Linked DNA regions of Homo sapiens: region 1 is linked to region 2. The links are chromatin loops, found by intact Hi-C in ENCODE. Cell type or tissue: OCI-LY7. All regions are shown on one strand. Each heading gives the region's core, and the rest is flanking DNA. Links, peaks and the distances in the headings are about the cores only. Region 1 overlaps PLEKHG1 (pleckstrin homology and RhoGEF domain containing G1). Region 2 overlaps PLEKHG1 (pleckstrin homology and RhoGEF domain containing G1).

Region 1 (16,131 bases), core at 4,225-12,224, 140 kb after region 2:
AGCTTCCGGCTCCATCCATGATTTCATTCCTTTTTATGGCTGTATAGTGTTCCATGGTGTATACGTACCACATTTTCTTTATCCAGTCTATCATTGATGGGCATTTGGGTTGATTCTATGTCTTTGCTATTGTGAATAGCGCTGCATTGAACATACGCACACATGTATCTTTATAATAGAATGATTTATATTCCTTTGGGTATATAGCCAGTAATGGGATTGCTGGGTCAAATGCTATTTCTGCCTCTAGATCTTTGAGGAATCACTACAATGGTTAAACTAATTTATCCCACCAACAGTGGAAAAGTGTTCCTTTTTCTCTGCAACCTTGCTAGCATCTGTTTCTTGACTTTTTTTTTTTTTTTTTGAGACAGAGTTTTACTCTTGTTGCCCAGGTTGGAGTGCAATGGCACGATCTTGGCTCACTGCAACCTCTGCCTCCAGGTTCAAGTGATTCTCCTGCCTCAGCCTCCCGAGTAGCTGGAATTACAGGCACACACCACCACGCCTGGCTAATCTTGTATTTTTAGTAGAGATGGGGTTTCACCATGTTGGTCAGGCTGGTCTCAAACTCCTGACCTCAGGTGATCTGCCTGCCTTGGCCTCCCAAAGTGCTGGGATTACAGGCGTGAGCCACCACACCTGGCCATTTCTTGACTTTTTAACAATCGTCATTCTGACTAAGCATGAGATGGTATCTTATTGTGGTTTTGATTTGCATTTCTCTAATGATCAGTGGTGTTGAGCTTTTTTTCATATGTTGTCTGTGATACGGATGCTCTTCTACACAGCTCCTGAACCTCTTTGTATGTTTCCATTTCAATACGTGAGCATTTTCCTTTGAAGGCTCTCTTCAGAGCTTCCATCTTTCTCTTCATTTCTGATTTGTCTTCATTTCAGAATGATTCCTAATTCTCTAGAGCTAAAACACCCTGCTTTCCAGGCTCCCCATCATGTCATGATTTCATATTACTTGAAAGTAGCATGGTGCTCAGAGAGCTGATCGAATGCGTCTGCCCTGACTCCCTGTGACTGGTTTGGGGAAGGAGTGTGTTTCTGTGGGACGAGGTATATAGAGACTTGTCCATAAAGAGGGATCAAGTGGCCCACCGTGTGGTGGCTGGCAAGAAATGGGATGTCTTAAAGGAGTGTAAAGGCATGCATTAGTGAGAAGGAAGGACGAGAACTCATGAGCCAGTCTTGAACGTGGCAGATGGTTGAAAGCTGGTGTGCTTGGCTGAAGGAAAACATGCCATGGGATGTATACATATGAAAACATGAAGGCAGTGGGTACCGCATGTGAATGGGACTGATCCTAATTCAGATATAGCCTGTGATGATCTTGGCAGGTGGGAGGTGCCTAGTCAATCAGGGTGGCTGTTTTTGGTTGGCTCCTACCTGACACCTGATAAAAATTACCTTTAACTCTCAAAATTAATCATCAGCAAACCCCTCCTCCTGTTTAAATATACTGTGTTAAGGTATAAAACCTTTGAAGTGACCCTGTAGGGTTTCAGTGCCCAGGCTATTGTCAGCAGATCCTGGTTTGAGCATGGCTTGAGGCATTTACTCTCTGTGTGACCTCAGGGGAGTGATGGAGCCTTTCTCAGCTTCCGGGAAAATGGGATGAGTGGGACCCGTCTCCTAGGGTTGCGGTGAAGATGAAATGAGAGAATGCATATAAAGCAGACAGCTCAGTGCTTAGCAATAAACTTTAAAATAACAACAATGATGATTGCCGGGTGTGGTAGCTTATGCCTATAAGCCCAGCACTTTGGGAGGCTGAGGTGGGAGGATCACTTGAGGTCAGGAGTCTCCTGGGCAACATAGTGAGACCCTATCTTTACAAAAAAATAGAAAAGTTAGCCCAGTGTGGTGGTGTGAGCCTATAACCCCAGCTACTGGGAAGGCTGAGGCGGGAGATTGCTTAAGGCAGGATTTCCAGGTTGCAGTGAGCTGTGATCAAGCCACTGCATTCTCACCTGGATGACAGAGCCAGTCTCTAAACAAAAATAAAGAAAAAAGAGAAACCAATAATGATGATAAATAGCAGTGAGGAGTTAAAATTCAGATTATGTAATAATGTACATTTATTTTACTGATTTTTTTCCCCATATTAAAAACCCTTTGGGCTTTACTTAATTTTCCTTAATCACCATGTTTCAAATTACACCAGTAGTCCTCTGATTATAATGAAGATGAATCAGTTTCTTATTTTCAGATGCGTCAAGTGTTGCCAAGACATTGCATTCCTCCACCACCTCACCAGCCATTCCCATTTTCCACTTTAAGGATTATAGCCACATTTAATTGTGTCTGTCTGCTTCCTTACCTGGCCTGGGACCTGGAGAGTAAAAAGGTAGTTTAAAAAAGAAATAAAAAGCGTGTAAAGTTAACCTGATGACAAGGAAGACAAAGTTGTAGGAAAGGAAGTCAACTGGAGGGATCATTCTCAAAGGAGTGGTTAATAAACTTGCTTCAAATTTCTATCTAGTGAATGCCCACAGCAGCCTCATACTGAGCTTTACTCCAGGGGATTCTGGTAAACACGGTGGTGGCCCGTTTTGAAGACTTTAAAATACATAGTCTTCGAAGACTTTGTATTTACATGCATTCAACAGCACATAGATTATTTCAGAAATGCTTTGCTTTTTTTTTTTTTTTTTTGGTAGCTAGAAATAATGATAGGATTTACACTATAGAAAAAACAGTAATGGGAGGTTGCAAATAGGTCTGGAAAGATATTTCAGTATGCAACAGGACTTCATCATGGCCAACTGTCTACCTCTGTCAGTTTTAGAAGCACTTTGGCATATGAGAACGTTGTCAATGTAATTTGGAAACTGCAATTTCGAAAATAAATATTTAACAAGGCAACAAAATTAAGTTTTTCTGCTACGTTATTATTGTAAAAAGGCCTCTTATAAGGACTTTTCTAATTGTTATACCGAAAGGTAATATAAGGAACTGATTTTAGTGTTATGTTTATACCAAACTGCTTTTCCATTATTATAACTTTTTTAGGTTTCAGTACATTTATACACATCCACATGAAGTCAATAAATGACATCACTGTGAAGTAAATGAAAACAATTGATTTCTTTCTTTTTTTCTTTTTTTTTTTTTTTTTTTTTTTTGAGACAAAGTCTCACTCTATTGCCCAGGCTGGAGTGCAGTGGCACAATCATGGCTCACTGCAACCTCCACCTCCTGGGTTCAAGCGATTCTCCTGCCTCGGCCTCCCAAGTAGCTGGGACTACAGGGATGCGCCACCATGCCCAGCAAATTTTTGTATGTTTAGTAGAGACGAGGTTTCACCGTGTCAGCCAGGATGGTCTCGATTACTTGACCTTGTGATCCACCCAGGCTGGAGTGCAGTGGTGCGATCTCGGCTCACTACAACCTCCACCTCCCAGGTTCAAGCGATTGTCCTGCCTCAGCCTCTCGAGTAGCTGATATTACAGGCCTGTGCCACCACACCCAGCTAATTTTTGTATTTTTGTAGAGACGGGGTTTCAGGCTGGTCTCGAACTCCTGACCTCAGGTGATCCACCTGTCTCGGCCTCCCAAAGTGCTGGGATGCAGGGGTGAGCCACCACACCTGGCCTAAGACAATTGATTTCGGTAATGATTGTCAGAAGTGTAGGAAAAGATGGGCGTCCTGTTGCTTTAAGAACTTTAACATATTAATACTAATTCTATTTCTTAATTTCTTGTTCATAGATGTGTTTTTGCTTAAAGTCTTTAAGGGAAAACCAAACAAATATTCCTAATTGTCTTCAAGCAAAGATGTATTTCTCTTTCTACTCATCATTTCTATTTTTAACAGAATTCCTGTTCCAAGTTTCTTTTTCTGGGAAGAGCTGCCACCTCCTGCCCCTTCCTAGGCCCAGCTGGCCCATCTCCTCACTATGAGAAAGCTCACAGCTCTCCCCCTTTCAGGAGGAGGTAGCAAAACAATAGAGGGGACTGAACAGGCGCATGTATCATCTGTCACAGCTTAACAAGAAGGCCATTCCTGACATTTTTTACCAATGGTTTATGTACTGCAAGTATTATAGTTGGTAAATGAGGCTGAAACCACCCGATATTTTATTCTTTTACTCAGGCATCTCAGAGCCGTTAACAGAGTTCCACACATCACATTACCAGTAAGATCAGCCTCTGTCATATCTTTCTTCCCCCTTTGTCTTCCCCTTTCTTTCTCTCTTTTTCTTTTTTTTTTTTGAGTCTCACTCTGTTGCCCAGGCTGGAGTGCAGTGGCGCAATCTCAGCTCACTTCAACCTCTGCCTCCCGGGTTCAAGCGATTCTCCTGCCTCAGCTTCCCAAGTAGCTGGGATTACAGGTGCCCGCCACCAAGCCCGGCTAATTTTTTTTTTTTTTGTATTTTTAGTAGAGACGGGGTTTCGCCATGTTGGCCAGGCTGGTTTCGAGCTGCTGACCTCTGATAACCTGCCTGCCTCGGCCTCAGAAAGTACTGGGATTACAGGCATGAGCCACTGTGCCCGGCCCAACCCTCTCTTTTTCTTTCTTCCCTTTCTTCTCCTTCCTTCCCCCTGCCCAAAGCTATTGCCAGAAAGATTGTGTCCCATTCCTTCTACATTGGATTTTCAGTACATTTCTCTGTGGTGTGGGGTCTAGACTGTATGGACCCAGGGAAAACTCTATCTCCATAGTAAGAGCTTTTGTATCCAGCCTAATGCAGTGGCCGGAGACCACCATTCCCCAGATCCTGTTTCTTTGGCTGTAACTTCCTCCTCCCTAGGTGTTCACAGAGAAAGAAGAGAAAAGAGATTCACTTAAGATTGGACTTCTGATACTTTTATCTATAGGCTACAGCAGGACATTTTATTATACCCTGTTCAGTGGCTTATTTGGAAGAAAGATAAAGGGCTTCTTTCATTTGCAGTGTGTTCTTCTGTACTCTCACAGTACTTTGTAAATAATTCTTGTAGCACTTAAATGGTCAAACTCTGAACTTCTTTTACATGTTCTCCCTCATTCTCCTTTGAGCACCAACAGGAGGGATAAAGCTTCTTTTTTTTTTTTTTTTTTTTGAGACGGAGTTTTGTTCTTGTTGCCCAGGCTGGAGTGCAATGGCACAATCTCAACTCACTGCAACCTCCGCATCCCAGGTTCAAGCAATTCCCCTGCCTCAGCCTCCCAAGTAGCTGGGATTACAGCTGCCCACCACCACACTTGGCTAATATTTTTGTATTTTTAGTAGAGATGGAGTTTCACCATGCTGGGCCAGGCTGTTCTGGAACTCCTGACTTCAGGTGATCCACCTGCCTCAGCCTCCCAAAGTGTGGGGATTACAGGTGTGAGCCACCGTGCCCGGGCCTTAACCAATATCTTATCAGTCACAATGTTCTGTAAGGGCACTCTTTGTGCAAAGGACAATGGCTGGAAAATCAAACCCATGTTTTTTCTTAGAGCTTGGGCCCTAGCAAGAACAAAATGAGCCAGCCTGAGCACATGGAAATCTACGATCTGGATTAACTAGGCCAAAAGTAGGCCTGTCTCCTGTCACCACAAACCCCCAGAGATGCCTTTCAACCTTTCATCTTGGCTTGAAGAAGTCCAGTCCAGGGGGTACCAAACCTCAGAACAGCCCTGCCCAGGCCTCTGCAGATGGGGCCTGCTAGAGCTGGCCCTGGCTTGGTTTTACCTCACCAGCCACCTAGGAAGGAAAATCAGAGGAGAGAAGCCAATGGGTCCTTCTCTGCAGAGGGAGCAGCCCAGCTGTCTCCATGCTACAGCCAAAAGGAAGAGGAGACAGATGGGTCCCCATGTACTCATTGACTTTAACTCACTCATGCCACAGTGGATGAGAAAGCATCCTTCCTGGGAGCTGGTGAAACAGCAGCTTCCTCCTTAAGGTGGGAAGTGACGAAGAGAGAGGAGCCCCAGACTTCCTTCCACTGAAAGCCCACATGGCTGATCAGTCACTTCAACCATGCTGTCACCCTGGACTCCATGCTTTCTATTATTCTCCACATCCCATTAAATACCTCTCCTCTCCACCTGACTCAGGGTTAGGAGTTGGTCTGCACATACCTGTCTGCTGCATGCATCACCTAACCAGCCTCCCCAGCAGCTTTATAGCTTCTCTCCTATTTTCTTTTTCTTTTTCTTTTTTTTTTTAAGACAGAGTTTAGCTCTTGTTGCCCAGGCTGGAGTGCAGTGGTGCAATCTCAGCTCATTGCAACCTTTGCCTCCCGGGTTCAAGCGATTCTCCTGCCTCAGCCTCCCGAGTAGCTGAGATTAACAGGTGCCTGCCACCATGCCCCGCTAAATTTTGTATTTTTAGTAGAGATGGGGTTTCACCACGTTGCCCAGGCTGGTCTTGAACTCCTGACCCTAGATGATCCACCTGTGTTTGCCTCCCAAAGTATTGGGATTACAGGCATGAGCCACTGCACCCGGCCCTGTTTTCTTTATTGATGATGGAACCATCTTTAATCTCACCACACGCTTCAGTGGTTACCACCAGCTATGTAGCGTGGAAGATTCTGCATGACCTGTCCCGGCCCCCATTTAGCCTCATCTAGCAGTGCAGCCCCACCCTCAAGGGTCTGTGTGTTTAGGCGCACGCCCTGCTCTGTCCAGCTGGTCTCAACCCTGACATCTGGCTGGCCTGAAATCTAGCCCTTTTCAACTCCTTTTAGTGTCCTTTTTGTTACCCTGTGCCTTTGTTTACCCATTTCTGGCCTCCTAGATGTTGTCTTCTTCCTCCTTTCGCTGTGTTGAAACTCCATCCTTCAAGATTCAGCTCCACCCTCACCTTCCCTGTGAAGCCTCTCCCCTCCCTGGAACGGACCACTTCCGCCTTTCCTGCCCTCTCTTGTGAACTGAATCTCTATCAGTCTTGCTGCCAAAACACTATTCTATTTATTTGTTTACACTTGGCTCTTCAACTATACCGGGAGCTTGCTGGGGGAAGGGATCATGTTTTATGCATTTTTTTTTAATTCTTATCCTGTAAAACAGCACTTGGCACACATTATTACATCCTCAAAATAAAAAGATGGGAGGAAGGCTTGTATAAATGAATGTTAATGTGCTTTTAAACTGTAAATTACTATACACATGTAAGTTATTCTAGTTTCAGAGGCATCCCAACGTAATACATGAAATTTGAAAGGCAAATTTTTGGGTAAACAGACTACTTTCTAGAAAGGGTAGAGGGATTGGAGAAATGAAAAAAGATTATTTCTCAGGGCCAGGTGCAGTGGCTTACATCTGTAATCCCAGCATTTTGGGAGGCCAAGGCAAGTGGATCACCTGAGGTCAGGAGTTTGAGACCAGCCTAGCCAACATGGTGAAACCCCGTCTCTGCTAAAAATACAAAAATTACCCAGGCATGATGGCACGTGCCTGCAATCTCAGCTACTCGAGGGGGCTGAGTCAGGAGAATCGCTTGAACTTGGGAGGTGGAGGTCGTAGTGAGCCGAGATTGTGCCACTGCACTCCAGCTTGGGTGACAGAGTGAGACTCTGTCTCAAAGAAAAAAAAAAATTTAATGTGATATCAGAAGAAGAAGGGAAGTGCAGGAGCTATTAACTAACCTATTTCCGGGCATCTCATAGAAATAAGGTAAGCTCTGAAGGGCGCTGAATTTGCCTTCAGTCTCAGTTCTTCTTTCTATAGCATGTCCCTGCTGGATGGTTATGTAGATCAGAGCTTCTCAAACTATCCATGGTGAGGGGCAAGTGTGTGTGTTTTCTTTCCATCTATCACACACCGATTCTTTTGTAAAATACAATTTAAAAAAGAATACTAGAAAAGTTAGAAGAAGAATAAGATGTACAAAGTACAAGCACAAATTTATTATTAGATTGATATTAAATCATTCTGTAAACTAGTTTCTGCATGCTTACTTGATGTCTGTACTTATCTCCTTGTAGATCAGCAGCAAACAGTTTGCAAATTGGCTCCTGCCCACTTCCCATACTTTGAATAGGACCAAGTCAGATCTACTTGGATATCTACTTGGATATTTTCAATAACACATATTACAAGGAATGAAAAAGTTAATTAGAGGAGGCTGCTCGTGTGCAAATCTTATAATGGTAGAGATCTTAAGGACATAAACTGATTAGAAAGTAAATAGGAGAAATTTTAAATCACAGAACATCATTCAAATGGTGAAAAGCCCTTTTTTGTGTGTACTCTCTGCTCCTTCCCTCACCAAACTAGGGTAAATTCTTTGATCCTCTTGGAGAATAATTGTTTTCAGTGCAAAAGTTTTAAATTGATCCTTCATAGTTGTTAACAGCAGGGTAACCATAGGTGCTGACATCAAGCCAATAAAATTAATAAGCAGCATGACAGGCTCTAATAAATTTCGTTGGTGTCCTTACACTGTCATTTCGGGCGCAGAATGAACTGTTATTATCACTGAGCTTCAAACCACTCATTTGGCTACAGATGATTACAGCTGTGAATGCAGGGCATGCTGCCTTAGTTTTCAGGAGCTAGTCTAGGGTTAAAGTATTAGATTTAAAAGATGTACTTATGATCAGTGGGGGGGAACAAGTTATGACCATACAACTTTGATCTGTTTTCTAGAGTGGTCTACAAAAATGTGGACTCCTCACGATCTGTTTTCTCAATAATTTCTGAAAACAAGCAACTTTTAAAATTTAGTTTCTCTGCCATGGACTCTGAGGTTTTTGAAACTCTTTGAGCTGGCGATGGGCCATCAGTTGTTGGATGCTGGCCATGGTTCTTTGTCTGTAACCCCAGATGAAATTCTTTAAGCCCCTTAACTCAACCTTTCTCTCACATGAAGAATTTAGTATCAGGTTTCTGCAAATGAGCAAGCTTCGCTCTTGAAGTGAGAGAAAGGATTGTTCATTCTCTCTTTAAGCCCCACTGCAGAGCCTCTGAATTCAGCCAGGTGAATGTGGCTTGCACCCTCCACCCCTGCCCCGCCCCTCATCCTGCCATGCTGTGTGTGGCTCATGCCCATCCACATCCTTCTGTTTTACCTTCTTAATTTTGTGTACAATATGCCCTCCAAAATGTCCAGCAAAGTCTTAAGCTGCTATTAAATACAGACATTCACTGCACATTGAGTATTAGTCCATCCTTTTGGACCATGTGTAATTTAACAGAAATATCAATGAATATATTTCTTTATTTTGAGGGAGTGTAGGTTTTATGTGTTGTTCAAAATGTACCATTCTTTCAATTCTGGCCTCCATTTGTTTTTCTTTTTTGGGCCTTTTTTGGGCCTGTCTGTCCTATGCAGGTACTCAAGCTCTTATGATTGTTCCATTTATAACAGTAAGGAGAATAGGCCAAGCTATTTGGGGATTTTAATGCCAACTACTTTTAAATCTTTTGAATCTAGTTTCTTACCGAGGTGACTACTTTCTTAAGAAGAAAAGTTGTTACCACAAAGCTTGTTTTGAAAAAAGGTTTATGTACATTGGTTTATGCATGACAATGATTTTAGTATGAAAGCACTAGAACGAAACCTAATTTGATGCAAACTGTGAAATGTGCCACTTGAGAAAGTTAATGATGAAAGCCTTGCCTATTTTGCATTGGAGGAACCTAAAGAACATGAGAGAATGAAGGTGGATTAATAAAAGGCGTAAGAAACAATTATCTAATGGATCTTACATTTCAGCTTCTCCTTTCTCTAGCTGCATCTAAACACGACAGTGTTTGCTGTTGGACATTGGAATGCGGCTGCGGTGCTGGGATTTTCATGGTCTGCTTGGCTTTTCACAGGGTTACTTCCTCTAAATGCTGCAGATCGCCATGTTACGTTTGGGAGGGAGCCACACTTCATTGTTCAGCCTAGGGCAAGGACTGTATTTACTTTTTATTTTACGTTATTTCAGCTGTTTTCACTTTTTTCTGTATTGTTTTCCTGCCTCCTACAGAATCCTTTTTCAAGTCTTGCTAGGGAAAGGGGAACACTCAGTTATGAACTCTTTAGCACACAAGGGGCAGAAAGCAGCTTTCCTCTTTCTCAACAGTTCAAATAACTTCTAAGCTATGTCAGTTTAACCCACTATGGGTCTCAATCCACAGCAGATCTGTTTGGGAGCTGTTTCTATGTTAAAACATACAAAATCAATTGAGAGTTTTCTGTGGCTAATTAACACAGCATAGTAAGTTATATGCTTATTTTTTTCACTTAAAAAAATAAGTTGGTATTTGAAAAAGAATTTGGTTCTATAGTTTTAACAACAGATAGTTTTGTGACTTAAGGTTATGTTTAAAACAAATTCTGTCAGTTCAGAATTTTTATTTCTGGTTTTTCACTATATGAATTTTAGAGTATGTTTTAATCATACAAATCAGTCAAAGAAAAAGCAGACGATGTGGTTATACCAAAACTGACGTTATTGGCACTATGGTCATTGTAGCCCCATCTGGGGAAGCTCTAATATATTTAGGGAGTAGACAGAATGTATACCACACTCTTTCTCTTTCCTAAAACTCTTCGTTCTATAAATAGGTGAGTATTAGGGCCAGTAATAAGAGAGCAACTGTGTACTCTCAGAGTTAATGAGCACACTAGTAAAATAATTACTTGAAACAGATATGAAAGATGCACTGGGCATAATTAAAGATGACTTGGAAAGGACAGGAGTGTTTAAGGCATCCTTCTCATTGATCTCACAGGATTACCTTGACTGCATCAGGGACCAAACAAAACTTCCCCTGGGGACCGAAGAAAGATCAGCCCTTTTTGGAAACATACAGGATATCTACCACTTCAATAGGTAAGTTAATATTCAAAAGATTGTTCTCACATACGAGCATTATGAAAATTTCTCAAATGAATGCAGCCTAAGAAACTTTACCTGTAACCCCTGACTCAGCTTCATATATTTTTGTGGGCTGTTGTGCCAAGAAGCTTTCTGCTTGGAAGTATCCTTATTTCCTTATGAGTCTCACATGTATTCCATATTCTCTCTCTCTCCATCCTCCTGGCTCAGAGAAGAAACCTATTTGCCCTGGTGGGGCAATGACATCTTTTCTTCCACAATATGACATGAACATGACATCCAAGAATATGTACTTGCTTAGTCTCCAGGATCCCCAGCTACACTGAATTTTCTATAACTTTTCTTCTACCTGGGGAGTGGGCTGGACACAGTAAACACACAATACATACTTCAAGTCATAACATATTAATTCAATTGAATTGATAATTTTAAATAATCAGTTTAATTAAAAATGTAAGTATGTAGCAGACACTGGGCTAGAAAATTAAAATAGTAAACAAGACAGAGAGTGAATGAATAAGTTATTATATTAATACTTCTTGAAAGTAAAGTTAGGGCCAGACATGGTGGCTCACACCTGTAATCCCAGCACTTTGGTAGGCCGAGGTGGACAGATCACTTGAGGTTAGGAGTTCGAGACCAGCCTGGCCAATATGGTGAAACCCCATCTCTACTAAAAATACAAAAATTAGCCAGGTATGGTGGTGCACACCTGTAACCCCAGCTACCCAGGAGGCTGAGACAGGAGAATTGCTCGAACCCAGGAGGTGGAAGTTGAGTGAGCCAAGACTGCACCACTGCAATCTGTCCAGCCAGGGTGACAGAGCAAGACTCCATCTCAAAAAAAAAAAAAAAAAAAGAAAGAAAAAAGAAAAAGAAAAACATAAGTTCGTAGACTGGTTAACAGCACAGAAGCTGCTGTTCAACATACATGAGTTTGCATCCCAGCAAAGCCCCCTGTATGTGTTGAGTGAATCTTTAAATGGAATGAAACTAACTAACCCCTGTATGTCAAGTCTTTACTCAAATCCTTCTTCTCGCTGAGGCTCCCTGAGTATCCACACATACCTTACCTCCTCCACTTTTCCTTTTTCTCATGGCACTCGTCAATTTTTAACATACTATATGATCGACTTTTATATTATGCCTGTTGTTCCTTTCCTCTCCACCCTGACTCACAAAACATTTGCTCCACAAGGACAGGAGTCTGTTTTGTTATTGTCTATATGTCTAAAATGGTGTCAGGCCCATAGGAGGCATCCAAACTTGTATTGAAGGAAAGAATGGAAATAATAGGAAAATCTCCCTCATATGGTTACAGTGAAGCTCCCGTGAACTGATAAACCTAAAGTGCCGGCACAGAGGAAGTACCAAAATATAAGCCTACGATGCTCTTGATTTTGCGATAGTGAAATCCCATTATAAAATTCTGCAATGCCCTGTCATTTTGTGACTCAGCTATAAATGCAAACTCAGTCCTACCCATCTTGGCTTACTAAAATTGGTAAATGTGAGCTCCTTGAGGGCAGGATTCACATATCCTTTGCCATCCTTGAATCCCAACACCTAGCACAAGCCTGACCTCTGGGAGAAATGTTCCTTGACTTGAAATAGCTTATCCTTTAATTCTGAAAGCCTAGGATGTAGGAAGTGTCAGTGTTACAACAGAACTTTTTTCATTTGACTCAGACTTTGAAAAACAGTTTGTGTATTTTGCATCAGTATTTCTCAACCTGGGCTACCCACTGGAATCACCTGGGAAGCTGGATCCTACCTTCAGAAATTCTGACTCGTTGGTCGAGGTGGGGCCAGAACATCAGAATTTTTCAAAGGTCTTCAGGTGTTTGGAATGTGCAGCCATGGTTGAGATACACAGTCTAGATAAAATGAAAGAAAAAGAAAATAGAGAAAGGGCATAGAAACTGAATTAGAGAATCCAGAGTCTACATGTTCATTAGTAATGTGCTGGTGTGAAAGCCAGCCCTCATTGTGCAATCGCTGATGATAAAATCCTGTGAGCCCCTGCACAGTTTCTCCTTCCAGAGTCCACTAATGGTCCTGTAACCCAGAAAGAGGCAAGAGGGCTAGATCCTGGGAGGCCCCTGGCCTAGGTCTTCTGTGGTTTGGCTGTGAGTTGATGGTAGGGCATATTTATAGAGTGCTTGCTCCATGCCAGAGGCCGTAGAGCTTTAGATACATTTTCATTTCATATGCATTATCTCAGCCTCTCTGACTCCAAACCCCAGGCATTCAGCCACGTGCCCTCCTGCCAGAGTGGAGCCCTGCTTCTCTGGTTCATGAAGTTGTGGCTTACTCCAGGAGGGGCTCTTAATCGCTAGAGTTTAAATCTTTACGTGTCTCCTAATTTAAAGAAAAATAAGAATGAGGGTGGGCATGGTAGCTTACACCTGTAATCCCAGCACTTTGGGAGGCCGAAGTGGGTGGATCACTTGAGGTCAGGAGTTCAAGACCAGCCTGGCCAGCATGGCAAGACCCTATCTCTACTAAAAAATACAAATAAAATTAGCTGGGTGTTGTGGCACATGCCTGTAATCCCAGCTACTTGGGAGGCTGAGGCAGGAGAATCACTTGAACCCGGGAGGTGGAGGTTGCAGTGAGCCGAGATCGCGCCACTGCACTCCAGCCTGGGCAACAGAGTGAGACTCCATCTTGAATGAATGAATGAATGAATGAATGAACGAACGAACGAGTTGGCAAGAAGAGATCTTTGCAGTGGACCCCCGTCTGCAGAAGTTAGATGACTGAGATTTACATTCCTGAATCACATCTCTGTTCTTTTCTTTTTTCTTTTTTCTTTTGAGGCAGAGTTTCACTGTGTCGCCCAGGCTGGAGTGCAGTGGCGCAGTCTCGGCTCATTGCAACCTCCGCCTCCCGGGTTCAACAAATCAATAGGTGTATCGATTTCAAAGATACACCTATCTGGCAAATCTGTGGTTGGGGCTTGAAATAATAACTTTCAGCTCCTATTAGTTCAGGTCCAAGTTTTTCAAAATAATGTATTGTGGCCAACTAGGCAAGACTTAAATCTAAAATTAAAGAGGGCATAAAGAAATGGTATTATGCTGGCCTGAAAAATTCAACTGACTAGGTTTCTTTTTTCAGTAAAGATTTCCAAAATACAGAAAACCACAGAAAGACATTCTGTCAAAGAGTCAGGCGTGGCTCATGGGAGTTTGTCATATTACTCCTTTCTTTGTGTCTTATTTGCTTTAACATTTGTTTGAAGCATAAAGATATTATAAACAATATTGAATCCAGTTATATACCCTTCCCCAGTCACATTCTGCTCTGTGGAGAATGGCACCCTGATGTGTTGGTAAACCAGTTCTCCAGCATGGGGAAAGGGGAGGGAGGATCTGGAATTTATAATGTTTTTTGATTTCTGTGGTATAAACACTCCCATCACAGCAGATTTCAAGTTACTAACACAACATCACTGAACATGGAATTAAGAAGAGATGTGCAGAATTGGCTCAGGGAAGCCAGTGTAACCTGGCTTAGTACACAACTGTGCTGGAACTGCCATCCAAAACTTGTTGTTTCTTTCCCAAGCATGGTTTTGTTGCCATTACTATATATACAAGTATTTATTTAAAATGTGTAACATGCTGTGGGAGGCCCAGGTGGGAGGACTGCTTGAGCCAAGGAGTTTGAGACCAGCCTGGGCAACGTGGCGAAATCCCATCTCTACAAAAAATCAAAAAATTAGCAGGACATGATGGCACATGCCTGTGGTCCTACTGCACAAGAGACTGAGACAGGAGGATCGCTTGAGCCCAGGAGTTTGAGACTGCAGTGAGCTATGATGGCACCACTGCTCTCCAGCCTGGGCAACAGAGTGAGACCCTGTCTCAAAAAATAAGTCATATGCTTTCACCTATTTCAAACATGGCATACATGGTGTCAGCTTACAGGTTATTTTCACTCAACATTGTTTTTGGGATTTATAGCTCTAGTTCATTTAACTGCTGTGTATATTATCCATTGGTGATGATCTATCTCTGTATTTTGCCAATTGCGTTAAGATTGAGCATCTTTTCTTATTGGCCATTTTGATTTCCTCTGCAGTTTTCTGGCTCATATCCATTGCCCATTCTATTAGGATATTTCTTTTTCTTATTGTTGTATAGGAGTTCTTGATGAATTCTGGCCAGTGATCTTTGCAGATTATGTGAGATGTAAATATCTCCTACCGTGAGACATGCCTTTTAACTTTAATTATGGTTTATTTGAAAATAAATTGTATAACGTGTAAGTTTGACTAAGTATACTTTTTATAGTGCGTAGGTTTTGTGTTGTGTTTTTTTAAAAAGTCCTTTCAATCTCAGGTCATAAATATACTCTATTTTTTTCTAAAAGTCTTAAAATTTTGTCTTTCACATTTGTCCTTAATGTGCCTAACATTGATGGAGGCATGGTGTATAGTAAGGAGATCTAAACTCTTATTTTCATATGGCTAGCCACTGATTTGAAAAGTACTTCTCTCGGCTGGGTGCAGTGGCTCACGTCTGTAATCCCCGCACATTGGGAGGCCAAGGCAGGTGGATCACCTGAGGTTAGGAGCTTGAGACCCGCCTGGCTAATACAGTGAAACCCTGTCTCTATCAAAAGTACAAAAATTAGCCAGGCGTGGTGGCGAGTGCCTGTAATCCCAGCTACTCAGGAGGCTGAGGCAGGAGAATTGCTTGAGCCCGGGAGGCAGAGGCTGCAGTGAGCCAAAATGTTGCCACTGCACTTCAGCCTCGGCGACAAAGCGAGACTCCGTCTCAAAAAATAAAAATAAAAATAACAAGACTTACACGGATGTGTGGGTCTGTGTTCTCTTTCACTGGCCCACCCATTCTTGTCCCATACCACACTCCTCTGATGATCAAGCCCACATACATTGCTCTTCTTCAACACTGGCTTAGATTTTCTTGACTCTGCCCTGTCAAGGAATTTTTTTTTTAATTTGTCATTTCTTTGAACTACTCTATTGGGATTTTTATTGAAATTGCATTAAATTTTATAGATTAATTTCAACAGAATTGACATCTTTACATTACTGTCATCCCATCCATAAACATGTCTTCAAGCAAGCTTTTAAAATTTCCTTTAATATTTTCTAATTTCTCCATCAGATTCATACATGTAACTTTTATGTTTTTTTAAATACATGTAACTTTTAAAACTTTATTCCTAGATACTTACAGCTTTTGATGTTATTTGGACTAGAACATTTTCTCTATTGTTTAAATTGGATATTATCCTCATCTAGCAATGCTTTTGATTTTTATATGTCAATACTGTAACAAACTTTCTCAACTTTCCTGTTCTAAGAGTGGTTCATAGATCTCTTGGATTTCTGTGTAG
Region 2 (11,982 bases), core at 3,983-11,982:
TCCACTTCACAGATGAGGAAACTGAGGCAAGCAAAAGATGAGGTAACTTGTCCAAAGACACCCAGCTAATCAATGGCAGTGTTGGGATCAGTGCCCAACAGACTGGCCCCAGATCTGAAGCTCATAGTATGCTTGGTGTTATGAGCTAGGACTGCAAGTGAGAAAAAAAACAAACAGTGGTTGAGAAGAGAAATTCACTTTTTTGCCCCACAGATCTTAGTCACTCCAAGGCTAGTGTAGGTGGCTCTCTGCAATTAGAGACCAAGTTCTCTTATCTTATTGCCCTGAGACATGCCATCTTTGTTATAGGCAGCTACATACCTAGTTAAAATTGAGGATGGTATTGTTGTAGAAGGAAAGAGTAGCTGGCAGACCACTCACTTGGGAAGAGAAAAGGAAGGTACCATTAGAAGATGTGGCAGTTGGGAGGGAGGCAAGGATGCCTTTGGCCAGCATTGCTGAACTGTACTGCTCATGTGCCTTGCAAAGCTGGGGCTCATGTTGGCTATTAAAGTACTTGATCAACTATTGAGGTGTCTTCTCTAGAGAAAAAAAGCCATATTTAAAATGTTCAACTTTTGGTGGGATGCCCCACTTAAGTACAAATAAATACTAGAGCTAGTATTTAATTAACAACTAGGCATTTCCAATGAAGATTTCATTTGGCAAGGGTTGTTTACTGAAAAATTCAGAAGCATTCTCTTCTGGAGAGGAAACGTCTAAAGATGTGAGTCTTCTTGGGTTATCAATCTTTCATGGTGACATCAGGAAACCCTGAAAAGTAATATGCACTACTTGCCTGCTTCAGCTTACTGTCTTGTAAGAACACGTTCATCTCACAAAGAGGTGTACTAATCAGACTCCTGTTTGAAAGACTGAATTTGTTAAAGAAATGATTGAGGTTGCAGTATTCTCAATCTATAAAAATCACTGGTAAATGTTGAAGTTCTAGAATTATGACCTCAATTGAGGGAGATGTGATTTAAATATCAAGAAGATTAAAAAGAAAATCAAGAACTTGGAATATAATGATTTTTACCAACATTAAGAATTTGAAGAAGTGCAATTAATGTAAGTTGTATATTTTCAGATATTTAAATTCTGTGAATTTTCTTGCATTGCATATTCCCAGAGAATTACAGGAAATCCTTTGTAACAGGGTATCCTGAGTTTGGAGGGTTTGTTAAGTTAAAAAAACACTCATTTGGTGGTATGCTTCTGGTGAAGATTATAGAATCCATTATGCTTCACTGAGTTTGAAGAATAACAATCACTTTAATCACACTTGTTTTCATGGTGGCCCAGAGAAGAATTAAGAGACTTCCTTTTTAAAAAGTTTTTGCTAAGACAGCGCTTTTATCCTCCAGTTGAGTCAACGGAATTGTTGTTTCTATTGGAATTTCAAAATCAAACTTGATGCCCTAGTGAAATTTAAAAGTAAATTGATGAGAAGTAATTAACCAGTTAATTACGAGTGTGGCAGAATCCACTTGTACTTTTAAATGTTTTTAATGACCTCAAAAGTCTGGAGGCTTTTAGAAGAAGACTGTTAATGTCATGAACCTTTGGAAGTAGAGACCTCCAAATCTCCTTGTCTCTGTTTCCCATAGAACTCAGTAAGGTTTGGGGCTAATTTGAAGGTGTTTATCTCTTTCCGGCTGCCGAAGAAAGTTGAGAACAGTGATCCTGATGGTGAGCGGTGAATACAGCTGCCAACTGCTCTAAGTCAGCTTGTGAAGCCAGGCAAGAGAGCCTTCACCAGGGCTTAAAATGCAGAGGATTTCCTTCCATTCTTTGAGGACATTTGACAGACAAACCTATTGCAGCTTATTGATGGGTATATCAGCAGCCATTGTTTTGTGTAAGGCCTGGGGTGTGGGAACAGGTCTTAAGGGGAGCAAGAATACATTGAAACACAGGAGCACTGGAAAGCTTATATGGTGTGTGCTGGTTAATGTTTAACAACCTACTGGAATGGAGGTGGGAGACTCAGCATGCGTGTGAGTGTGTATGCACACATGAGCCATTACATATACACACATATACATATAAGTTTATTATAAATTATACTCATAGAATGTGTGATACAATTTGCAAATAGTAATTTATATTGATTCTCATAGAAGCTCTTGTTGATGTTTGCAAACTTTTTATGTTAGTAACTGACCTATTAATAGGTGAATGTAGTTTTGACCTGAATATTGTTTGATATTTTCTTTTACATTAATGAGTAAGACAAAAGTGAAACAATGAAGATGATGTCAGAACTTTACTCATTTGCCAGTGACACGAGTGACTCCTCTGCTGAATTGAATGATTGTTTTTGAATGCTGGATGAATATTTTGGCTTTTTCTGTGTGTGCTATTTATACAACATGGTGGCTACAGACACAGCACATCTTTATGTTTAATCTGTATTATTAACATGTTCTCCAGGCCTGATTCGTAATGTTTGCCAATATCCATGGTGTGGAAATATTCCCACTGTGGCTGATATCAAGCTGCCAGTGTGACATTAAATTCAGAGTGGGGAAGAGATGTGCAGTATTGCACCGTTTGTCTAGTATCTCTACCACATAGATGCAATAGATGTAAATAACCCTAAGAGCATAGATGATAGTAAAATGCAGGGAAATAATTAAGAAGTGATGAGTTTTGGGCATTATACCTTTGTTTTTAATAGGATTTATTTAATTTTAAATGTATATTATTTACTCTTTAATAATGGCTTCAACACCTGGCTTACAAAATTTCTGACATTTAACAGCTGGCTCTTGTGAGTTGGTACAGAAATAAAAGGGAAGAAATGATGGAAAGGGAAAAACAGGCTGGATGCTCAAAATCCCAACACTTTTGGAAGTCAAGATGGGGAGGATAGCTTGAGACCAGGCATTCGAGACTAGCTTGGACAGCATAGCAAGACCCTGTCTCTATAAAGAAAATTTTTTTTAAATTATTTGGGCATGGTGGCAGTATCTGTAGTTCCAGCTACTCCAGAGGCTGAGACTGGAGGATTGCTTGATCCCGGGAAGTCAAGGCTGTGGTTAGCTGTGATTGCACCACGCACTCCAGCCTGGGCAATAGAGTAACATCCTGTCTCTAAAAAAAGAAAAAGAAAAAACAGTTCAGACTTACTTTGGGAACAGATCCTGGACAATTTGACTCAAATGATGGCCCTTTCTCAAAATTCAACGAGAGATCCATTTGAGCTAGAGACGTTTGGGTTTAGGGGAGGGCGTTCAAAGGTCATCTGAGTTTTGCACTCAGTTTCTCCTTCCAGTGGTCTCCTTTGCACTTTAGCACCCCTGCCTGCGTTCGCCTTTCCCACCTCCGCACCTCCCTGCCCTCTGCCCCATAAATGCTGTTGCATTCTTTCATTCTCCCTTCTTCTGCCTTGTAGAGTCTTTTTAAAGCATTCTTCATCCTTGTGTCTTTCTGATGTCCATCATCCAGCTCAGGAAACCAGTGACTCCAAATTCCTGCTGCCTTGGAGGGCAATAGAAACTCATACAACTGGTCATAGATGTTTTTCTGACACAGTTTCATCTGAATTAATTGAGTGTTGACTGCTTTATTCCTGATACCCACTGAGATGCTTCATACCAAGGGAACAGATGATGAAGGGCATAGAAGGCAGTTTGGGAGCAGGGAGCTTTTGCAGACATAAGGCAGCTTTTATGGAGCAGGAGTGAGAGGAAGTACAGGGGTAAAGAAAATAAAATGTGTGCTTCTGGATGCTTTCTTTAGCCAGTCATAAAAGAAAAAAGGTTCTTTTTTCTTTCACCCTTCTACATTATGTTCTTCACAGCTCCAGGGACCAGGGCTTAGGATAGCGCTACTCCACTTCTCATAGGAGCACATGGTAAAAACCAGCTCTCAGTTTTGGCTGAGATGACAGGTCTTTTAGACAACAGCCCATTTACTGCTTGACTGCTTATAGTTTGAGGGCATAAATTGATGTCTTTTTCCTAAAAGGTGTGTTTTGAATTAAGGAGAGTGTTTCCACACGTTTTTGTTATCTCATTAACACCAGCATTTATGATGCTGCATTTTCTGTATATGTATTATCGTTTATTTGGTCACAATCACACAATCATTACACATTTCATATTTTTGTTTTTTGTCTTTGTGTTTATTTTTATTGTGTTTATTTTCTTGTGTATATTTTTTATAACTTTTATTGTGTTTTTAATCTGAAAGGGGATTTTCGTGTGGGTGAATGGAAAGAAAAACAACAATTTCGGTTTGATTGTTAGAAATAATTCTAAGCCTGTATTTCCCAAAGTCCTTCACTGGCCCTGGGCAGGGAGCCCTGAATACTGGGAGGCCTGACAGCGTTTCTCTCCAAGGAAGACACCGCTACTCAGAAGCACCTCAGCTCTGCTGACTCCAGGCTGTGCCCAGGCCAGACCTAGTGGGTCTTGATCAGGGAAGAGATTGCTGCTGCAACCTGGCCTGTCCTTTGTCCCCCCAGACCCCTTCAGTATTTGTGCAAGAGGGGAAGGGCTCTATGTAAACACTGTCACTCCCTCTATGGCCATCGGGCCCTCCACACCCACTTATTCCAACTGGAGGGTAAACAGAGCCAATTGTGTGTTCTGTTTTGCTTGTCTTTTAAATTGCCAGATCTTACTGACTTGACTTACCTATTTTCAAAAATTGGTCTATTTCTGCTGTTAGGAGGACTGTATGTCTATATGTGTGTTCATTCAGCAAATATCTCTATACCCGTTTTGTGCCAGGCATCAATCAGTTGCACCATGCATTTGGGATATAAGGGAGACAGAACGGAGGCTCTGCCCTCGTGGGGTTTGCAATCTCTACAAGAGACATTACAAACAAGGGAACATCAGATATTATGAGAAATGATCAGTGCCATGAAGAATGGGAGAGAGAATGAATTGAGATTGGAGAGAGTCTCTCTTAGGAACACCCAAATAAAACTTGGTTGTTCATAACCTGAAGAAGGAAATAAAACAATGCAATTTATCCTGCCTCTGACAACAAGGGAAAACCTTTGGCCTCTCTTGGATTGAATCTCTAAGTTCCTGACTTTAGTCTCTCTGTGCCTCAGTTTTCTACCTTTAAAATGAATTTAATAATGGTCACAAACTCCTGGAGTTGTTGCAAAGAGTCATTAATACTGGCAATGTGCTTAGAGTGGGGCCTGACAAGTAGAAGTAGTAGGACTTGATATAATTATGTACAGGAATGATGGTTGGTGAGGGTCCAGCATTTGTGCAAGAAGGCCGTGTTCCAGAGTGTCAGACTCTGGGGCTGTTGCTTTGCTAGGAGATAATAAAAGTCACAACCTCTCTGAATATCAGCTTCCCTTTTTGACACATGGGTTCCTATTAGTTTTACCACCTCAGGGGCTTTTGTGGCACAAATCAATTTTTTTTTTTTTTTTTGAGATGGAGTCTCACTCTGTTGCCCAGGCTGGAATACAGTGGCACAATCTCGGCTCACTGCAACCTCCACCTCCTGGGTTCAGGCGGTTCTCCTGCCTCAGCTTCCCGAGTAGCTGGAATTACAGGCCTATGCCACCACACCCAGCTAATTTTTCTATTTTTAGTAGAGTCGGGGTTTCACCATGTTGGCCAGGCTAGTCTTGAACTCCTGACCTCAAGTGATCCTCCAGCCTTAGCCTCCCAAAGTGCTAGGATTACAGGTGTGAGCCACCATGCCTGGCTGGCACAAATCACTTTAAACACTATAAGCCCGCAATTTGAAAACTGGGAAATACTAAATGAGTGTAGATGATGTTATTGAGCAATAACACGGACCATTAGTGACCTATTTGAATATATGGTTATGAGTGCTGTCCAAATGTACATCTGTCATCATTTGTGCTACACATCTTGTTCTGTTTACTTCGATGTCTGTTTTCTGCTAAGGTAACATCTTATGACTTGAACACGTTACAGTTCATTACCTGGTCTTACCGTGTTGCGTCCAGAACTGTTGTGTGAGTTGCAGTTAACCTTGAGCTGTAGGTAAGAGATGCACATTTGAATCCAACTCATATTTGAGGCTCTGATTCCCTTACTTCTCCCTAATACCATTTCCTCCTCCGAGAGCTCTGTCCACACCTGGGGTCAGCTTGGTTGTGCCAGCCAACACTTTGTGTTATATCAGACGGAAGGGAGCAGAGAGCTGAATGAGCCTATCATGCTGTGGGGTCTCAGATGTATATAATTTTGTTAAGTGAATGAATCTCAATAAAAGCCAACATGTTATATGGGCACTCTTCTACATGCTGTGGTGAGGGGTAATTTTGGCCCAAAGGTAAAGAATAATAAATTAGTATGTTATACTACTTTCAGTAACAAAGAGGCAACATTCCCAGCCTTAATTTTTTTTTAAATTTGCAAAAATCAAAATGACTAGAGACACCAGGCTGTGTTTTAGTGTGTGGGCAGCTTGGTGGGTCACCCATCCTGTGCCTGTACCCCATTCCCCATGGGTACTCTTTTGGTGCCAGAGCTTCCCAGGCAGCATAGAGCCACCTCCGGAATTCTCCCCACCCTACCACTGTTCTGAGTTAGGTTACTGGGATGAACCCCAGAGCCCACCCTTCAGTAATAAGACAATACTCAGATGCCATTTCCACCCCTCACCAGCCTCCCCCTCCCAGTGTAGACAGAATTAGTAGGAACCTCTGACGGATCCCCTAATCACCTCCAACAGGTTTTGTTCAAGGACAAGTTACTTCTACAGGATGTGTTCCTCTAGGCATCCTCTGCCCTAGGTTCATTTCGTTGTGTTGATGGTGTTTTGCCACTGCAGGAGATTGGACAATTTTTCTATAAGTTGAAATTTAAAATCAGCAAATGTTTCTCTCAAGATCTCCTGAGTTCGTAATACCATGTAAGACCCTTTTAGAAGATAGAAAAACAAAGAGGGAGTTTTGTAGTGGCATCCCCCCTCTCAGGGAAAAAGACTTGGTCAACTGCATTGTTTGAGCCAGTCTATTAGAGAAGAGGGGAGGCGGCACTTCCTTTTGTGTCCAATAGATATGGGTTCTTAATGAGCATCTTTTTTTTTTTTTTCTCTGTAGGAAATGAGCGCAGAAGCTTGTTGAGGCCACTTCTGCTTCTGTTGTTTGTGTTAAGTATCCTGTATGTCAATGACACATTCTTGAGGTTTCACTTCTCCCTACCCCAGGCCTCACTTGAATATAATTCATCAAATGACACTGAAATCACATCTGATGTTATCATTGCCTTCAACCACACAGGTGCAGCCAGAAAGAGGAAAACAGATGGGAAGTCTTGTTTCATTTCATTTTGCAAGTTAAATAACCTTGGGGAAAAACACTTGACCTGGTTTTGTGAGAGCTTGGCTGTTGGGTTCTTCAGTAGTGTTTTATGAGAAGGTAGCACCTGCGTCCTCCATCAGCACCCTTTTAACGGGCAAGCACATCACGCAAATAACAAATGTCGCATGCCTTTTATGTGTCAGGCGGCCTGTAATGATCAGATGATGAGGCAGGTCAACTGGCATTCTCTGTAGTTTTCCAGTGGGAACTCCAGGTCTCAAACTCACGTATCTATTAAGTAGTAGAAGCAGAACTAGAAATTAGTTCTCTTCCCTTCTAATCCAGTGTTCAGCCCTTGCGCGTACTGCAAACGGACAGCAGAGTTGGCCTCAGGCCCCCCACGTGTGCACTGTACAATTGTGGTGCTCTTTTTCAGCCTATTCACGAGGTTTGTGTTTGGATCGCATGGCCTTGCCACTGCCTCTGTCTTCACCCAGCCAGACCCACACGTTTGTCATGTGCCTCTCTGAGCATCCGAGGCTGCAGCGACCTGTTTACCGTGCTGCCCTGTGGTATTGGGCTTTTGGAGGTCACTGTGCATGTGTATGTATGATGAAGTTTTATATCAACCTAAAAACACCTACTCAAGGAGGAAAACAGAATCTTCAATGTGTCTTAAATCTCCAGTTAAGCTGTGCACAGTGGTTACAGAATGTCACAGCAGTTGAGCTGGATGCAGTAATAACGCCTTATCAGATTAATGTATTAGATTATAGGTTTCTTAAGCTTCTGGAACCATAGCGATGGCTAATTGAAAAGGATCATCTATGTTAGGCACAATCCTCATGTAAGATCCTGCAGTGACTACATGGTGCTGTAGAATTTATTACACATTTCTCATTCTGAGCCTCATCCCTGAATAAGACCCTAACCTCCTGTTCCAGGTCTTTCTCCCAATACTGACCTATTCAAAGCCCTGTGCTCCAGGCAGTCTGGAGGTGCCTGGGCCTTGGGGGTGCTGCTGCCTTCGCTCAGGGGCCCTCACACCCTGCCTATCTCTGCTTCTTGTCTCCAGGATCCTCCCCTCCCCAACAAGGGACTCCCATTGCAGGCAACCTTGCCTCTCCCTCCCACATCCTCAACACTCGAGCCCCATGAGTAAAGGACTCTTACTCTTCATGAGTAAAGGAGGTCTTCCGTCCTATGGAGCACCTAGCAATGTGACTGCTATAGGACAGCCTCTTAAGAAATTCAGCCAGGACGATTTTACTTTGCAAAGTACAGTAGGGTGATGATTATCATCGTGATGGCTCCTGGAGGCATAGCCATCAGTTCTTCATCCTTACTTCCAACAGAAACCTGTGGATTTCTGTTTGGATTAAGGAATGAGAGGGACATTTGCTGAAAACTTTCTATGCACCAACACTTTCATAGAATTTTTTTTTTCTCAGTTGTCACCACAGTCGGCCTCACTTCAACAACAGCAGGCAGTGTTGGCTGGTGTCTCTGATGAGGAAAGTGAAGCCTAGAAATAAGGAATTCACTTCAAAGGCACCTTGTACGAATTTCATACTTGAAATCCAGTTTGGCTGAAATAAAAGCCTGTGATTTTTTTCATAACAACTAAGTATAATGGATAAAATTTGGTTAATTAAAGATTTTTTTAGGCCAGGCGTGGTGGCTCACTTCTGTAATCCCAACACTTTGGGAGGCCAAGGCAGGCAGATCACTTGAGGTCAGAAGTTTGAGATCAGCCTGGCCAACATGGCAAAACCCCGTCTCTATTAAAAATATGAAAATTAGCCAGACTAAAATTGCCTGAACCCAGGAGGCGGAGGTTGCAGTGAGCCAAGATCGTGCCACTGCACTCCAGCCTGAGCTACAGAGTGAGACTCCATCTCAAAAAAAAAAAATGGATTTTTTAAAAACTATAAAATAAGTTTAGAAGAGTATATTTATTTGCTAGGTCTACCATAACAAAGTACCATTGCCTGGGTGGCTTCAATGACAGAAATATATTTTCTCACAGTTCTGGAGGCTGGAATTCCAAGATGAAGGTGTTAGCAGGGTTGTTTCTTCGCAGGGTTGTTTCTTCTGAGGCCTCCTTTGCTTGCAGATACTGTCTTCTCCCTGTGTCGTTACATGGTGGTCCCTCTGTGTGTGTCTGTGTCCTGATCTCCTCTTAGTATGGGAACACCAGTCATAATGGATTAGGGCTCATCCTAAGGACCTCATTTTACCTTAATCATCTCTCTCTTTTTTTTTAAGTGACAGAGTTGCACTCTTGTCACCCAGGCTGGAGTGCAGTGGTGCAATCTTGGCTCACTGCAACCTCTGCCTCCTGGGTTCAAGTGATTCTCCTGCCTCAGCCTCCTGAGTAGCTGGGATTACAGGCATGCACCACCATGCCTGGCTAATTTTTTGTATTTTTAGTAAAGATGGGGTTTCACCATGTTGGCCAGGCTGGTCTCGAACTCCTGACCTCAAGTGATCTGCCCACCTCGGCCCTGCAAAGTGCTGGGATTACAGGCATGAGCCATCATGCCCAGTCTTCAATCATCTCTTTAAAGACCCTAGTTCCAAATAAAGTTACATTCTCATTTACCAGGGGCTAGGACTTCAACATATGAATTTGGGGGAGGCACACTTCAGCCCATGACAGACACAACTGGATATTAGATGATGTTATGGAATTCTTGGTACTTTTTTCAGGTATCATAATGGCTTGTGGTTCTGTAGGAAGATGTCATGGGGGGATGCATGATGAAATATGTTGGGATGAGGAGTGATAGAGAATTGCACATTAATTTCAAAGGTTCCATACCAGCAGAAGTGTTTGTGGGGGTGATGAAAAAACTGCAAAGGCACCACGATGGCAAGTAAGTTATGCAACATAGGCCATTGTGGGGCGGGGGGCGGGGGGTCTGTTGTACAAAATGCATAAGATCTCCTGAGGGCCAGCAAGAAAGACAAAAAGGGTCTGTAAGAAGGCTCATATTTTGTTTCCGTTAAGGAATAGAGAGAGATACTAAGGCACTGTAGATTTGCCTAAAGAAAGGGTGTTATCTTCAGAGGCCTTCAGGCGAAGGCTCAGAGTTCCATGGCCAGCTGAGCTTCAGTGTGGTCTCTCCTGAAGGAGAACTCGCCATGCTGACCTTGGACGTTCCATTGACGCCTCGGGATCAGGAGTCTGTCTCGATCTGTGTGTCTGCCTGCGAAGGGGCGTTGGGGACACCAGAACATGTGCTCTGTCTCTGTTTACTGCCGGGCTCTCCGGAGTGAAGGGTAAATCTCCGGCCTGCTGCACCATGTTGGTTAATTCACATTTTCTGATGCTTTAAGGGCTTCAGATGTACCCTGCTGGCAAGCATTTTTTGTTTCTAAGGTTCATTCATGACACCACCCAAGATAAGTAAAGCTCTTTGGGGAGGTGCGTGTAAATTCCATTTCAGAAGGGCTCAAAGGCACACAAGCAATTCAAGCCCATCGTTTGAGATTCATGAAGGACAATATCCTACCAAGAGTTAAGAGTAGTTCCATTCCATTTGCATACCACACTGTGTGTGTGTATGTGTATGTGTGTGTGCGTGTGTGTGTGTTTTGTATTTTTACCCCCATTGTAGGTCTAGGTTACATGAAACTATAACCTGAAGTTAAATATCTTTGTGCTCAACCATTAGTAAACTCAGGAAAGCTTGTGAAAGAATAGTAGCAACTAAACCATTCTTTATAGTGCATGGGACATGCTGGGAAAAAGGGGCGAGGGAAGGCCACCACTGGGACTCTGGGGTGTGGCGTGATCTCTTGTAATAGATCAAGGGAAGAAGAATTTGCTCGTGAACCCTGTTTCAAGAGATGTGATACAACAAGTTAAATCAGCAAGTCCATATCAGACATGTTTGTTTATACTGTGTCAAATTCTGGACAAAATATTTATTTGAAAGATAAAAAATATTTAGGTCTTAAAAGGCACTTTTTGTGGCAGTCAGAGATGTCAAGTTTTTAATCATTTCTCTTCCTAAGCTGTATTTAAAATCTGCAAAATCTATTCTTAAAATATACTTATGAGTGACTCAAAAGCATCACTTTACTCCTTAATTTTGCTAACACTGCAATATTCTCTGTTCTGATTGAAAATTTTTCTTCAAAAATAAGGTTATCAGGGTTTCTTCCACTCAGAAGGGTGGACATTTCCACAGATTATTGTAGTGCAGATCCCAAGGGTGAAGAGAAACAAAACTTGAGCTTACAAATAGCAGTGGCCTTTAAAAAAAAATCAACACCAACATCATTTTTGAGAATAAAACTTAAACATCTGGTTTTCTTCTGGGAAACTGCACTTCTTTTTTTTAACCGTAATCTTAAAAAAAAGTATTTACTAGTCCGCAAGCAGGAAGTTAAGAGAATGACTGCATACCTGAAAAATCCAACGTTGACACATAGATTTTGTTTTTTAGGATCACAAGTATAATAAAACTGGATATAAATGTATCCTGCCTGGCAGAATTGCATATAAATATCTGTGTCAACATATGTTTGCCACAATTAGGAAAGGTTTCCATCACCCTCTTGCCTTGAGCACTAGTGGAAGAGTTTATTGCCATCTGTGATCATTAGAAACTGAAATCCAAGATTACATAGATAATAATAAACAACTGCTGCCTTGTCTTCCAAACGTGCTGCTGAGTAATATGCAGGGCGTTTTATGGGATGCAGACTTC

Evidence for each region. Hi-C counts contacts between places; a loop is a spot of excess contacts. Peaks named below come from ENCODE experiments on the same cell type or tissue, not always from the same donor. Only the 100,000 strongest peaks of a DNase experiment are listed, where the experiment ranks them.
Region 1: it touches region 2 in a loop (4-fold over the local background); 1 of 110 quality-filtered maps calls a loop at or near these places.

What each region holds. Positions count from the first base shown.
Region 1 is chr6:150,757,987-150,774,117 of GRCh38, forward strand. PLEKHG1 (pleckstrin homology and RhoGEF domain containing G1) reads left to right here. Exons shown (of 17, transcript NM_001029884.3): 4 at 10,652-10,752. Among named protein-coding and RNA genes, the nearest start is that of MTHFD1L, 100 kb to the right of the region's middle. In OCI-LY7, for the core only: no CTCF peak of the experiment used is centred there; DNase peaks (open chromatin) are centred at 7,185 and 7,595; H3K4me3 peaks cover 1,519 bases; H3K27ac peaks cover 1,538 bases.
Region 2 is chr6:150,615,982-150,627,963 of GRCh38, forward strand. All of the region lies in intron 1 of PLEKHG1 (pleckstrin homology and RhoGEF domain containing G1), which reads left to right. Among named protein-coding and RNA genes, the nearest start is that of PLEKHG1, 22 kb to the left of the region's middle. RefSeq lists an enhancer at 6,697-7,726. In OCI-LY7, for the core only: no CTCF peak of the experiment used is centred there; DNase peaks (open chromatin) are centred at 7,230 and 8,420; H3K4me3 peaks cover 2,813 bases; H3K27ac peaks cover 4,407 bases.